3 separate regions of the Homo sapiens genome follow, and all the other regions are linked to region 3. The links are chromatin contacts, found by Hi-C in ENCODE. All regions are on one chromosome and are shown on one strand. The core of a region is the stretch at or near the end of the contact, and the rest is flanking DNA. Distances in the headings are between cores, read along the strand shown.

The links. Hi-C counts contacts between places; a loop is a spot of excess contacts on that map. Pooled maps may share reads with other maps.
Region 1: a loop to region 3 is called in a map of CD14-positive monocyte, with 11 times the contacts of the local background. The contact joins the promoter of GARS1 here to the promoter of AVL9 in region 3. A Hi-C loop is called at or near these places in 6 of 168 maps with a recorded cell type or tissue (B cell, CD14-positive monocyte, CD4-positive, alpha-beta T cell and 3 more), 4 of 37 single-sample maps with no recorded cell type and 19 of 50 pooled maps.
Region 2: a map with no recorded cell type shows a loop between it and region 3 (8-fold over the local background). The contact joins the enhancer-like site here to the promoter of AVL9 in region 3. A Hi-C loop is called at or near these places in 9 of 37 single-sample maps with no recorded cell type and 3 of 50 pooled maps.

Annotation. Positions count from the first base shown.
Region 1 is chr7:30,593,478-30,597,571 of GRCh38, forward strand. It overlaps GARS1 (glycyl-tRNA synthetase 1), which reads left to right and starts at 1,401. Exons shown (of 17, transcript NM_002047.4): 1 at 1,401-1,666. The coding sequence starts at 1,445. RefSeq lists enhancers at 856-1,469, 1,100-1,449, 1,470-2,083, 2,084-2,697 and a silencer at 2,593-2,692.
Region 2 is chr7:30,793,335-30,797,626 of GRCh38, forward strand. The region is part of intron 5 of MINDY4 (MINDY lysine 48 deubiquitinase 4); the gene reads left to right. All of the region lies in intron 7 of INMT-MINDY4 (INMT-MINDY4 readthrough (NMD candidate)), which reads left to right. Among named protein-coding and RNA genes, the nearest start is that of MINDY4, 24 kb to the left of the region's middle. Within about 2 kb of position 1,982, at least 7 of the 41 ENCODE cell types and tissues checked have a DNase peak (open chromatin) inside an H3K27ac peak, as active enhancers do.
Region 3 is chr7:32,493,088-32,497,778 of GRCh38, forward strand. It overlaps AVL9 (AVL9 cell migration associated), which reads left to right and starts at 2,402. Exons shown (of 16, transcript NM_015060.3): 1 at 2,402-2,715. The coding sequence starts at 2,623. It also overlaps a transcript of LSM5 not described here. RefSeq lists enhancers at 1,916-2,125, 2,199-2,997, 2,998-3,796 and a silencer at 2,216-2,865.

The DNA.
Region 1 (4,094 bases), core at 151-2,650, 1.9 Mb before region 3:
TTGATCTAAGGAATTTTTTAGAAATAAAATAGTTTTATTCAAAGGATATAGAATTTCAACATTTTAATAAAAATCTAAATAAAAATAAAAGTAAAACTTAAAATGATTTTTCACATTTAAAGATATTAAAATAAATTCAAAATTGCCTAGTAAAATAAAAGCCAAATAAATTATAATTAATATCAAATCTTGAAATAAAAGTGTTTAAAAATATAATTGTTCAATATTGCAGAAGGTTCTTAAGCAACCCACCCTGCTCATGTTGAATTGTAAGTACTTCTCCAGAACTGCACACTGGAACGGGAAGAGAAATAACATGGACTTTCACACCATTAGGAAAGGAGACTTCATTATACTGAGCCCGTCTACTCCTGCACACTCCTGGGGTGGGATTGTGGGTCACAGGGAGACGTACGTGCATACTGCCGAAGAGCTCCCAAGTGGCTGGCTGCACCAGTTAACACTCCCCTGAGCAGTGTAGGGGAGTCTCAGAGGGTCACTTGGCATTTTCCATCATTTTCATTTTAGCCATTTTTGCAGGTGTGCGCAATGCTGTTTTTATAACCAACACATCATTTTTCTCTTCCTTTCCTGGAGGGGGAACCCAGCTTTTCTAGGCCCTCCACCCTTTGGGCAGGAGGAACTGGGTGTGTGGGGCGGGGGGAAGCCATCTCTGGGTGGTTGGTCAGCTGGGGCCTAACCACAGGAGGCAGATAGACTGAGGCTATGCCAAGCAGAAAGACTTATCAGGCACCTCTTGCCTTTCCTCATCTCTGCCGGTTCAAATCCTGCTCGCCCCGCAAGGGCAGATTGGAATTTACCTTCTCCAGAAAGCCTGGGGTGACTCTATCCCCTCACTCCTCCTCCCCCGTTCGCCAGCTTTTGTCTTGACATCGGCGGACCAAGAATGTGTGACTCTGGGCAAATCATTAACCTCTCTGGGCCTATTTCCTTATCTGGGGAACATCTGCACTTGAGCAACAGAAGTCTAAGATCCCTATCTGATTTGATGTTTTGCGACCCTTTTAAGGCGCAGGGCGCGAAAGAACAGAAACAGAAGTGTCCGTTCAAGTAGGTCGGCCGGGGTGTCACTCGTATAAAAACCTATGCTTTGAAGGTTCTCGTGTGTCTCGGCCTGCAGGTCTCGCTCAGAGCTGTGTCCCTGAACATCCACCCTGCTGGGGTGGCTTGACGCACTTCTGTGCAAATCTGTTCGCTCGCAACCCTACCTACCTCTCTCCCGAACCGGAGAAAACCTTCGGCGGGGTCCTTCCGGGTTTTGTGTCGAATCTGCGGCGGCGACCCGGCGCCGCGTCACGCGGTGGTGAATGTGCGGCAGCACGCGCGCCGCGTCGTTTACGCGGCGATTTCATCATGCTCCGAGCCGGGCGGCGCGCGCCGCTTCCGTCGCCACCCTCTCTGGACAGCCCAGGGCCGCAGGCTCATGCCCTCTCCGCGTCCAGTGCTGCTTAGAGGTGCTCGCGCCGCTCTGCTGCTGCTGCTGCCGCCCCGGCTCTTAGCCCGACCCTCGCTCCTGCTCCGCCGGTCCCTCAGCGCGGCCTCCTGCCCCCCGATCTCCTTGCCCGCCGCCGCCTCCCGGAGCAGCATGGACGGCGCGGGGGCTGAGGAGGTGCTGGCACCTCTGAGGCTAGCAGTGCGCCAGCAGGTACCGGTGTTTTGCGCTCTCCGCTAAGCCTCCGGCTCTCCTCCCAGGGCCTTCTTCTGGTCATCCTTCCCTCCTCCCCGGGGAACTGTCCTCCTCTTCGGTTACCCCTTTCTTTCCCTTCATCCTCTGGCGTCTTCTTCGCCTCCCCCACTTTGGTCCCAAGTCCCCCGTGCGTCAGCCACCTCCTCTCCCGCGGACCTCCGTCCTCCTCTCTTTTTGGATGACTCCCTGGAACCCCTCCGACTTCCTGCGTCCCTCTCCGGCTCCGTTCTCCCTTCCCCATTCTGTCACAGCCCGCGTCTCCTCTATTTCCAGTGGGGCTGGGATCTGTGACCCTTTGGTTGTCCTCGCCTCCTAACTGAATAACCTTAACTTCAGTTTTCCAGGCTCTGCTGTACTCTTTGTGCACCCTGGGTGGAAAGCCTCCTAATTCTTTCAGTGGTCAATGATGAGCCGAAAAACTGCCGGTTCTTTCGTCTTACGGCCAGGCCCTTTAATCTTTAGGATGCTTTGATAGTGTTTCCCCCTTAACATCTTCCTTCATTCAGTGCTTAGTTTAGCGGAATGATTGGCTGAGAAAATAGAATTGAAATGTGGATGTGGGGAGGTGTCGAACTTTTCTATTAATGCTGTGAACTCATCATCCTTTGCTCTTGTCATCTTTTCTGGCTTCTGAAAAGGCCGTTTGGAACCAGTGAGCCCTCAGATCGTAAACCTGGGAAACTAAGTGTTGCGGAGTGAAGTCAGCCATCCTTAGTATGGAATATTTTGACATTTGATTTTCCCGAAGGTGAGGGAAGGTTTCATGGGCTGAAGGACTTGGTGATTTAATATAGACCTCCTTTTCCTAGGGCACTGCCATAGAGTTTAGAATTTAGAGATATCAAGGAAAAGATTATTTCAGATGATTCCCATATGCAATTAGGGAGAGCCAGAGCTTGCAGTAGGACCCCGGAGATCATGACTTAGTAGTAAACACCAAACGGGTTTCTCCTGCATGGGCGCCTGATGCAATAATTTGCCTTAGCTACAGAGGGTGGAACCCTATCTCGGAAATAATTCATTGGGGCATAGCTGCCGCAAATTCAGCCACTTTGCCATCTGTCCTCTTCGCTGGTTTGAGCCTGACCGATTTTAATAAATAGCCTTTCATTTTGAAATATCACCACGGGCTTAACTTTTTTCTTCATGATTGGTGTCAGAACACCGATTGCATATTCTGTCTCCCTCCACCCACCTTCCACTCCACAAATAAAATTAGGTGTGGTTCCTTTGTCTTTTCTTAACTTGCCATTTTAAAAAATATCCTTCCCTTTAGAAGGAAGCATACAACTAATTTGGAGAAAAAAAAAAACCACCACACCCAAACCCCTCCCTCTGCCACGTTAGCCTGGAACTGCAGTGAAAATCATCCATCGGTAGTTAAGACAGGATCTAGTTAACTAAAGTAAACTTTGATCGCGGCAGCTTTCCGATGCTACTAACTACTGTCTTGTGTATTGTTTATGTTGTCTTGATTATTGTTTTGTACTTTAAGATATTTTCCGAATATACGAGTTAGTTGATTTAAGTTAGTTTGGATATTTTTTTCTAATTTTCCAAGAACACACATATATCAGTTAGTTAATTGTGTGAATTACTGAGTCCTATGTCAGCTGAAAAATAATTTAAAGATGATCTAATTTTACCCATTTTTTGTATATGGGGAAATGAGACACACTGTCACCCCTATCCATTTTGGATAACTCCATTGTGAAGTGCAATTGAAAACCTTTCCGGAGTGGGATTTTTACTTAATGACTGGTCTTGTTAGTAGCACATGTTTCATAGAAATTTGTTAATCTGGAAAATGAATGAAGTGAGTTTGTCACTTTAAGAAAACAACGGTTAGTATTTGTGGCCAATAATAAAATTCAAACTTTGGGGAAATTTTAGAATTTGGGAAGACTCGTATCTTTTGCTGTGAGCTTGGCAGCTTCACAGTCCTTAAAGATATCTGTGATGAGATGAGTGGTGATATTAACAAACGTGGATTTTTTTTTGATAGTATTTGGATAATCTGCGTAACTCAGTGAACCAGTGTTTTCCAGGTGACCAATGCATGATGTTATGAAATCAGGTATTGGTGAAAGAGCCATTCAAAGCTTAAGATACATTAATAGATTTATTCTGACAGTACAAAAAATTCATTGCTATAGTTTCTGAGTTAGAAATAACCTTGAAGAAGCTACCACTTGTCAGAGTTTTGAGGTAGTATCAAAGAATATCCACAATTATCCGAAACGGCTTTTAAAATTATTTTTCCTTTTCCACCTACATATGTCTTTCTTCATATACTTTACCCAGAACGTCATATTACAAAAGAAGCAGACTTTCCACATTGGTCTTTTAGGATTTTTCACAGATTAAGGTTACCAAAATAGTAAGT
Region 2 (4,292 bases), core at 732-3,231, 1.7 Mb before region 3:
CTCGAATAACTTCCTTTAGTATTTTTTTTTAGCAGGTATGTTAAATTTTTTTTTCTAGTTTTTATTTGGAAATGTCTTTGGTTTGCTTTTTTTTTTTTGGAGACAGGGTCTCATTCTGTCACCTAGGATGGAGCACAGTGGCGCAATCACAACTCACTGCAGCCTTGACCTTCCACGCTCAGGCAATCCTCCCACCTTAGCTTCCTAAGTACGTGGGACCACAGATGCACTTATTTCCACACACCTGGCTAATATTTTGTATTTTTTGTAGAGACGGGGTTTTGTTATGTTGCCCAGGCTGGTTGTGAACTCCTGGGCTCAAGCCAGCCTCCCATCGTGGGCCCAGGGCAGGTATTCTCATATAATACATGGTGGGGAGGGGCTGCCCGTGGAAGAGCAGCCCACTTCTAAGAGGAAAAAGGGTAAAGCTGAGCCTAAATGCCTTTTATTTTTTATGGAATTTATCAGTCATATAATTCACACTTCCTCCGTTAGGGTGGAGTGATTAAAGAGGGGAAGAATGGCCAGGTGGGCCAGACCAGCAGAGCCTTCTTCAAACTTCTAGAAAACACTGGGAGTTGAGAAAAAGCATCCTTCAACCCAGCAATTATTATCCCCATTTCACAGATGAGGAAACTGAGGCACAGAGAATCCAAGGAACCTGACAAGGTTCTGGGTGGGTGCAGATCCAAGGGCACACAGACTGGCAAATGGAATATGGGCTGGATTTCAGCTCTCTCTCACTGCCTCAGCGAGGCGTCTTTGTGTAGTGCACATACTACACAACTCTACACAGTGCTCTTGATTTGAAACCAGGGCCAAAGTAATCCCAATGGTAAATATATCTGCATCCCCTGCCCTTCCCAACTCCCCTCCATCAGTGCCCCCTTCCCCTTGTTTTTTGTTTAATTCAGTTTGGTAAACATGGGTCTCAGTCCTAGTGTGTACCAGGTCCTGTGAGTTCTTCAAGGGGAGACACACATGTGCACATATAATTCTTCTAAAGCGTGGGAAAGTGCAGTGAGATGGCATCAGAGCTGGCCATATGCACAGAGCCAGCTCCACCGCTCTGTCCTAAGGAAGCTGGAGGAGAGGGAGCTACTTGGGGCCCTTTTTGGGCCTCCAAACATCAGGTTCAGGAAAATCCATGGAAGTCACACCTAGGGGCACAGGTGGGGTTAGGGGGCAGGTGGAGGATGCAACCTGCTGAGATGTTAGGCGGTGTGAGTATCTGTGCAGTCAGGCCCTCCTAACTCTGACACTCCTCAGATCTGACTCCGGGAGCTGAAGGGACTATTTTCTGGTTTATTTTTTGTTTTTCTTCTGTGCCCTTTGATATCAAGAGATGCTTGGAAAATATGTCACCTGGACTCCCATTGTGGGGGTTGTGGCTGTTTGGGGCCACCTGTCACTTGTCGCTGGCTTGTCAGGGCTGCCCTTGTTGGGTTCCTCTCACCATCACTCAGAACCATGGGGACTCTGGCCCTGACTGGGCAGTCCTCTAACCCTCGTCTCTCTCTCCCTCTCGCTAGAGTGCTGTGTTGCGGGCGGGGGCCTTTCTCTACACATTTGTGGCTCTTGCTGTCACCCACACACCTGACCTGAGTAGACCCTCAGGAAACTTCAGATGTAGTACGGAGCATGGGAGAGGAAATTTTTACTTACAACCCCCCAGGGCTAGGTCTTCCAAGCCTCTTGGCTCCTCAGGGGCACTTTGTGAAGGTGGGTTCTTTGGAGGCACCTCACTTGTGTTGCTCACAGCCCTCCGTTGGGGTGTGCTGGCCTGTCATTTGTCTGAGGGCCCCTCAGAGTGAGTTTCTGGACCTGCAGATGGCCACATGGACACTCCTACAGTTGGCTTTCTGCAGATTAACTCAAAACACACCATGCTGGGCATCTAGCAATAGGTGTAGGCATAGGCTGCACAAGTTCCAGCCACTTACTTGCTCAGTCAGCTTCAGAAACCTGGGTGTAACTGTGGTCATGAATTGAGAAGAGTTTTATCCTCCCTTAGGAATTCAACCCACAGCAGTTGCCACAGCACTGACATCTAAGGGTCAGGGCTGGTGAGCAAATGTGTGCCCTGTCACATGGCTTCAACCATGGAGCCGTGGGATCCAGGGGTACCAAGATATGAAGGCCTATGGTATAAATGAGGGTTCTGAGGCCCAGAGAGGGGCACAGACCTCTCCAGGGTCACACAGGCCATCAGGGTCAGGGACCAGATGACCTGACAGTATAGGCAAATAGAGGGGTGCATGTGTTTCCTGTTGCTGGTGTAGCATTACCATAAGCTTAGTGGCTTGAGGACAAACACAGATTGATGGTTCTGGAGGTCAGAGGTCTGAAGGATGTCTCACTGGTCTGCAATCCAGGTGTCAGCAGGCTGCATTCCTTCTGGAGCCTCTAGGGGAGAATCTGTTTCTTTGCCTTTTCCAGGTTTAAGAGGCCACCTGAATTCCTTGGCTCCCTTCCTTCACCTTTGAAGCCAGTGACGTTGGCTGAATCCTGCTCAGGCTGCCTTCTTTCTGCTTTTCCCCTTCCTGCTCCCTCTTCTGCTTTTGAGGACCTTTGTGATTACCTTGGACCCACCTGGTTGATCCAGAACACTCAGCATATCTCAAGGTCAGCTGATTAGCAACCTTGATTTCATCTGCAACCTTAATCCCCCCTTGCCATGTAACCGAACACATTCAGGGGGTCTGGGATTAGGATGTGGACATAGTTGAGGGAGGGGGTCATTTTTATGCCTGCCACAGAGGGCAGCTGTTTGTTGGAGCACTGTACTTTTTTTTTTTTTGTCTCACTATGGTTTTTAAAATATTCATCTACTCTCTCAATCTCCCTTCTGACCACTCTCAAAAGATTTTTTTGTGTTTTTCACATTTCCCCCTGTCTCACTGTCACATCTGTCTCTTTTTTATCTGGACCTTGTGTGGAAAAGGCAACAGGAAACCCACAGCCATGCCATCCCCAGAAGCAGCAGGCTTAGGTGAGGGGAGGATGTCTAGCTTTGGGGCCTGCTGTGGTGAGTCCATGGAGCTTAGGGTCATCATTAATTTCATGAAATGGATTTTGTCCTGGAGAAAGTGAGTATCTTCCCAGAATACAGCCTTGAAGTATGATATAGTCCATGCAATTGAAGTCTAATTTAGACTTTTAAAAAAGATTTTAAATTAAGCATTTTAAAAAGCAGGGTGGAATACATGCATCTTTAGGACTTGTTTACATTCTTAACTTCATAGACTGTCAGTGCTGGAAAGATCCTTAGAATCCAAACCCTTTATTTGGCAGGCGGGGAAAATAGAGCCCCAGAGAACAGAAAGGAAATGACTCACTTGAGCTTTTGCAGGTGTAGCAAAGTTATTTTCATAAACTCTGTTTTCCCTTGTAGTTAATGTTTAAAGCTTTCTTTTTAAATAGGCATGCTCCTCCTGTATTCACTTAAAGCCTCCATCACAGATGTCACTAACCAACATATGATGTCTTGCTCTTCATGTTACAGATCCTTTGGTTTTGGGTAGACTTGATTTCAGACTCTGAATTCCTGGAGTCATACCCTCAAAAAAAAAAAAAAGACCCTGTCAATTCACAGACATACTCATTTATTCAGTTAATTTATTCAACAACTATTTAGCAAGGACCAGCAGTATGTTAAAGATGGCTTGTACTGGCTTCGAATGCTGATTTTTAGTGCCCCTTCTTAACTTTGCATTCAGTGACATCACATTGGTAGCTTGGAATTGGTCATGTTTAGAATATTTATACCATGGAGATTGGCAAATGCAGCAAATCAAGGTCCCCATCCCTGGAGAGCCAGTTGTTAACATTTACCAGCACACCACCTGCGATGGCCTACTGTGTGCCAGACCCACCAGCCAGTCAGCTGTGAACAAAGCAGATTGAGTCCCTGCCCTCTTGGATCTTCCACTTCCAGTGAGACGAGGCAGCCCACAATAACACCAAAACAAGGAAATATATAACATATCTGAGGATTACAAGTGCTAAGGGGAAAAATAAATCATGGAAGAGTGACAGGGAGCCCTGGGGACAGAGCTGCTATTTTATAAAGAGGTAGCCAGGAAAACCTACCAGAGAGGGTTACACTTGAGAGGAGGCCAGAAAGGAGACAGGGAACTTGCACTTTGATCTCTGGACGCAAATGCCGACAGCAGTTGTGCACAGGCCCTGCAGTGGGAGCATGTTACTGATTGAGGCTGGACTACATGAGGGAGAGAGGAAAAAAAGCAAGAAAGGAAGCAAGGGCTTGGTCATGTGGGGCCTGGAAGCTG
Region 3 (4,691 bases), core at 1,152-3,651:
AGCCCAAGAGTTTGAGGCCAGCCTGGGCAACATAGCAACACCCCATCATATTTTATTTATTAATTTAGAGACAAGACCTCACTCTGTTACCCAGGCAGGAGTACAGTGGTGTGCTCGCGGACTCAAGCAATCCTCCCATCTCAGCCTCCTGAGAAGCCAGTACCACAGGCGCGTGCTACCAAGTCTGGCTATTTATTTTTTATTATTTTTTGTAGAGATGAGGTCTCATTACATTGCTCAGGTTGGTCTCGAACTCTTGGACTCAAGTGATCTACCCACCCTGGCCTCCCAAAGTGCTGAGATTACAGGTGTGAGCCGCCATGCCCCACCTATATTCTAAATTCTTAAGTGGTCCAGTCTGTGTATTTAGAGATGAAAAAAATCCTGGAAATTCCCTTGTTCACTTTCTGTCTCAATTTTCCCAGTAACTAACTTTTTCTTTCTCTCTCTCTCCCTTTCTTTATTTTTTTGAGATGGAGTCTCATTCTGTCATCTGGGCTGGAGAGCAGTGCAGTGACACCATCTCAGATCACTGCAACCTCCACCTCCCGGGTTAGGGTGATTCTCTTGCCTCAGCCTCCCTAGTAGCTGGGATTACACACACCACCATGCCTGGCTAATTTTTGCATTTTTAGCAGAGATGGGGTTTCACCATGTTGCCCAGGCTGGTCTCCAACTTTTGGCCTCAAGTGATCTGCCCGCATCGGCCTCCCAAAGTGCTGGGATTACCAGCATGAGCCACCACGCCTGACCCTCTTTTTATATATATCTTTTTTTTTTTTAGAGGAAATCTCGCTCTTGTCCCCCAGGCTGAAGTGCGATGGTGCAATCTTGGCTCACTGCAACCTCCACCTCCCGGATTCAAGCAATTCTCCTGTCTCAGCCGTCCGAGTAGCTGGGATTACAGGTCTAATTTTTGTATTTTGTACTAGAGAGGGGGTTTTACCATGTTGGCCAGGCTGGTCTAGAACTCCTGACCTCAGGTGATCTGCCTGCCTTGGCCTCCCAAAGTGCTGGGATTACAGGCGTGAGCCACCACACCCGGCCCTTATATACATCTTTAAAAGGTGTTCAATTAGACAGTAATTTTAGCCATGCCAATTGTGGAAAATATCAAGACAGGTTATATCAAGAAAATATTAATAGTTAACACATCACACAGCTGACAGCTCAAAACAGTTAATATATTAAGAAAACAGTTAATATATTCTGCATACAGGGAGCAATATAGTTTTACACAGTTTTCTTAGCCAATGCCAATAATTTTGTAATACAGAAAAGAAATGTATAGCAGCATCTTGAAAAATGTCTGCAGTATTAGCATTAAAACAGTTCTACTGAATCACAGAAACTAAATTTGATTTAGGAAGCCTACTGTTTTTCTCAGCTATGGTTAGATTAGAACAGAGCTCCTTACTTTTCAAGACCAGAAGTGCAAAATATCACAGTTACTGTAGTAATCTCGAATTCTATTTGAAGCAGACACCTATCCTTTAGGTTATTTGAAAACTGTCCTAGATAAGACTTGTTAAATCTTTTCTATAATGCACTTTAAATTGACATGAGATTCACTGCTTAAAAAAGAATTGTAGTACAATCAGTAAAGGAATTAAAAAACCCTGGTGACAACAGAGCCCATATATTTTGTATTGACCAGAGTACTACACCCAAAATGAGATGGAATGAAAAGAATATTCTTATAAAATCGCAGGACTAGAATAATCATTTTACACGTATCCAAGTAAACTTCCTTTGTTGTCAAGGATATTCTGTTTCAGGTTTTAAATGCGTCTCAGATTCCTACACATAATATTTAAACGAAGAAAAAAAAACTCTAGAAAGAAACAAACAAGAATTCTCGAGTAAGCAAGTAATTTAAAGGCTGAATACACAGATACGCAACCTCACCAGTATGCTCCATGTTACTACATATTTAAGAATAAGGACGGGGGCCACAGAGGCAAAGGCAAGGAGGTGAAGGAATCGGACACTCGGAGAGTGAACCGAAAAGATGTGAAAAAGCAAGGAAAACAGAAGAGAAGAGGGAAGTGGGAAAACTTTGAGGAAAAAGAGAAGGCAAAAGAGAAGGAAGTGCTTTGAGATTGAATCCAGGGAGGAAAAAGCAGGTGTGCCACGCCGCACCTCCAGGTCCCGCGGACACCACAGGCTCTGCAAGCCCAGCCGCCCGGGTCACGTAAGCCCCACCCCGCCGCTCCTCGTCAAGTCCCACCCGGACCCGCCCTCCCCCCGCTCCTCCCCCCGCTCCTCCCCGCCCCACAGAGTCGATCTCTCCTCTCCTAGACCCACCCCGCTCCCCCAGGCTCCACCTCGGCCTCTCAGACCCCGCCCCGTCAGGGCCCTCCCGGCCTTGCCCAGCCCTGCCTCGCCGGCGGCGGCCGCCGTGTCAGGTGACAGCCCGGAAGCTGCGGAAGCGGATGAGGGAAGGGCGGCCGTGGCCCTGGGGGCGGCGGGAGCTGCTTTGCCTCCACCGATCTCCCTGTGCGGCCCTCATGTGCTGTGCTCGCTGACACCCGAAGTCCGCGGCTTTCCGCACACGGTGGGGTCGTCAGACCCGCTGCCCTTGGCGGTCGAAGTCGTCGTGCGGGCCCGCGGCGGCCGCCCATGGAGAAGGCCAGGAGAGGCGGGGATGGCGTCCCCCGGGGGCCCGTACTGCACATCGTGGTGGTCGGATTTCACCACAAGAAGGGCTGCCAGGTGAGGAAAGGGCCCGCCCCCGCCCCCAGCCGTTCGGGCGTTCGCCCCTTCCGGGGCCCCCCTGCCCTGCTTCTGTGTGCTCAGCTCGCGTCGTGCAGTCCTCCCCACAGCGCCTGCGACCCTTCGCCTCTCAACCTGACTCCTTTTGCAGCTCCTCCCACCCGCCCCACATGAAGCCCAGCCCCCACAACCTCTTCCTTCTGCCCCTGAAAAATGGTTGAGCAGCGGAGGAGCTGGTTGATACGTGTAGGTTGTAGGTTTTTAACTTCTGCTTTGGTGGAGTGGGAGGAAAGCATCGAAGACCGGCCCCACTCTCTTCCCCGTCCATCATTGTCTCCACTGGCTTTCTGGGTGTCCACCTATAATGGGAGTCTAGAAAAATTCAGTGCTTGGACTCTGCTTTCAAGGTAATAGGCTCAGTGGGCTTGCATACTAATGCTTCAGGTAGCTTGCAGCACATGCAGCCTCCGTAGAAAAATCAGCTTCCTTTGTTTATCTGATGGAAGCCTTGGAATCTCTCCTGTTAGGTACGGTTGTCGATTGACTTTGCCTCCCCCTTCCCATTGGTCCTTAGTTTTGCTATTTCATCTTCTCCAGATTTTGCCTTTTGGTGAGAGATTAATCTCTCCATATCAACCGCAATAAGAGAAAGTGTATTACCAAACCGTTCAAATATAAAGGCGTTTTTCAGCAGCCTCACTGAATCATTAATGCAGCATCTGAAATGGAATATTTGCAATCTATGTATTGAAGGCAAGAGAACAAAATAGAAACAGGATTATTTAATGAGCAAGCAAACACTGGAAGGGAATGATGTCATAATGTGCTAGTGAACAGTAAATTGAAATGCTTTTTTGAAGTATTAAAAATAGTAATTGCCACCACTAGCTAATGAAGCATTTAGTTTCTTGCATTCCACAGGAAATGTAACATTTTAGAAGACTTATTGGCAAAAATTAAGTTCTCTAGGGAATAAGAGAAAAGTGATGGGAGTGAAAAAATCGTGTTTGTGCGTAATTTTGAAATATATCCTCACACCTGGAATGCCAGCACTTTTAGAGACTGATATGAAAGGCTCACTTGAGCCCAGGAGTTTGAGACCAGCTTAGATAACAAAGGGAAACACTGTCTCCACAAAAAAATTAAAAAATTAGTTGCATGTGATAGCGCACTTGTAGTCCCAGCTACTCGGTAGGCTAAGGTGGGAACATCGCTTGAGCCCAGGAGGCTGAGGCTACAGTGACCCTTGATCCCACCACTGCACTCCAGCCTGGGTGAGAGAGCAAGACCCTGTCTCAATCCCAGCACTTTGGGAGGCCGAGGCGGGTGGATCACCTGAGGTGAGGAGTTCGAAACCAGCCTGGACAACACGGTGAAACCCCGCCTCTACTAAAAATACAAAATTAGCTGCGCGTGGTGGCACATGCCTGTGATCCCAGCTACTTGGGAGGCTGAGGCACGAGAATTGCTTGAAGCCGGGAGGCAGAGGTTGCTGTGAGCCGAGATCACGCCATTGCACTCCAGCCTGGGCAACAAGAGCGAAAAAAAAAGTTTTGGAAAGTGTGTGTTACATGCATAAGTCTTAGAATGACTGGTCTAGAATCTGTTCTTTATAACCTGTACATCAGGTGTTTTCAGAGGCTTTAATTAAAGTATGTAAGATTTGCCCCAGGATAGATTAATCAGCTACCTAATTCTCCACTTTAACTATTTTACTTCCAGGTGTAAATTAAAGGTGCATGGCTCATTGAGTTGTGACTCTGACTTAACACGGTTTTAACTTGTGTGAGGGTACTTAGACTGCTCTTCCAAGTATTCAAAATTGCCGTGGGTCATGTTGACCATTAGTTCTTTTTTTTTTTTTTTTTCTTCAGATGGAATCTCACTCTCTCACCCAGGCTGGAGTGCAGTGGAGCTCGGCTCACTACAAGCTCTGCCTCCTGGGTTCACACCATTCTCCTGCCTCAGCCTCCCGA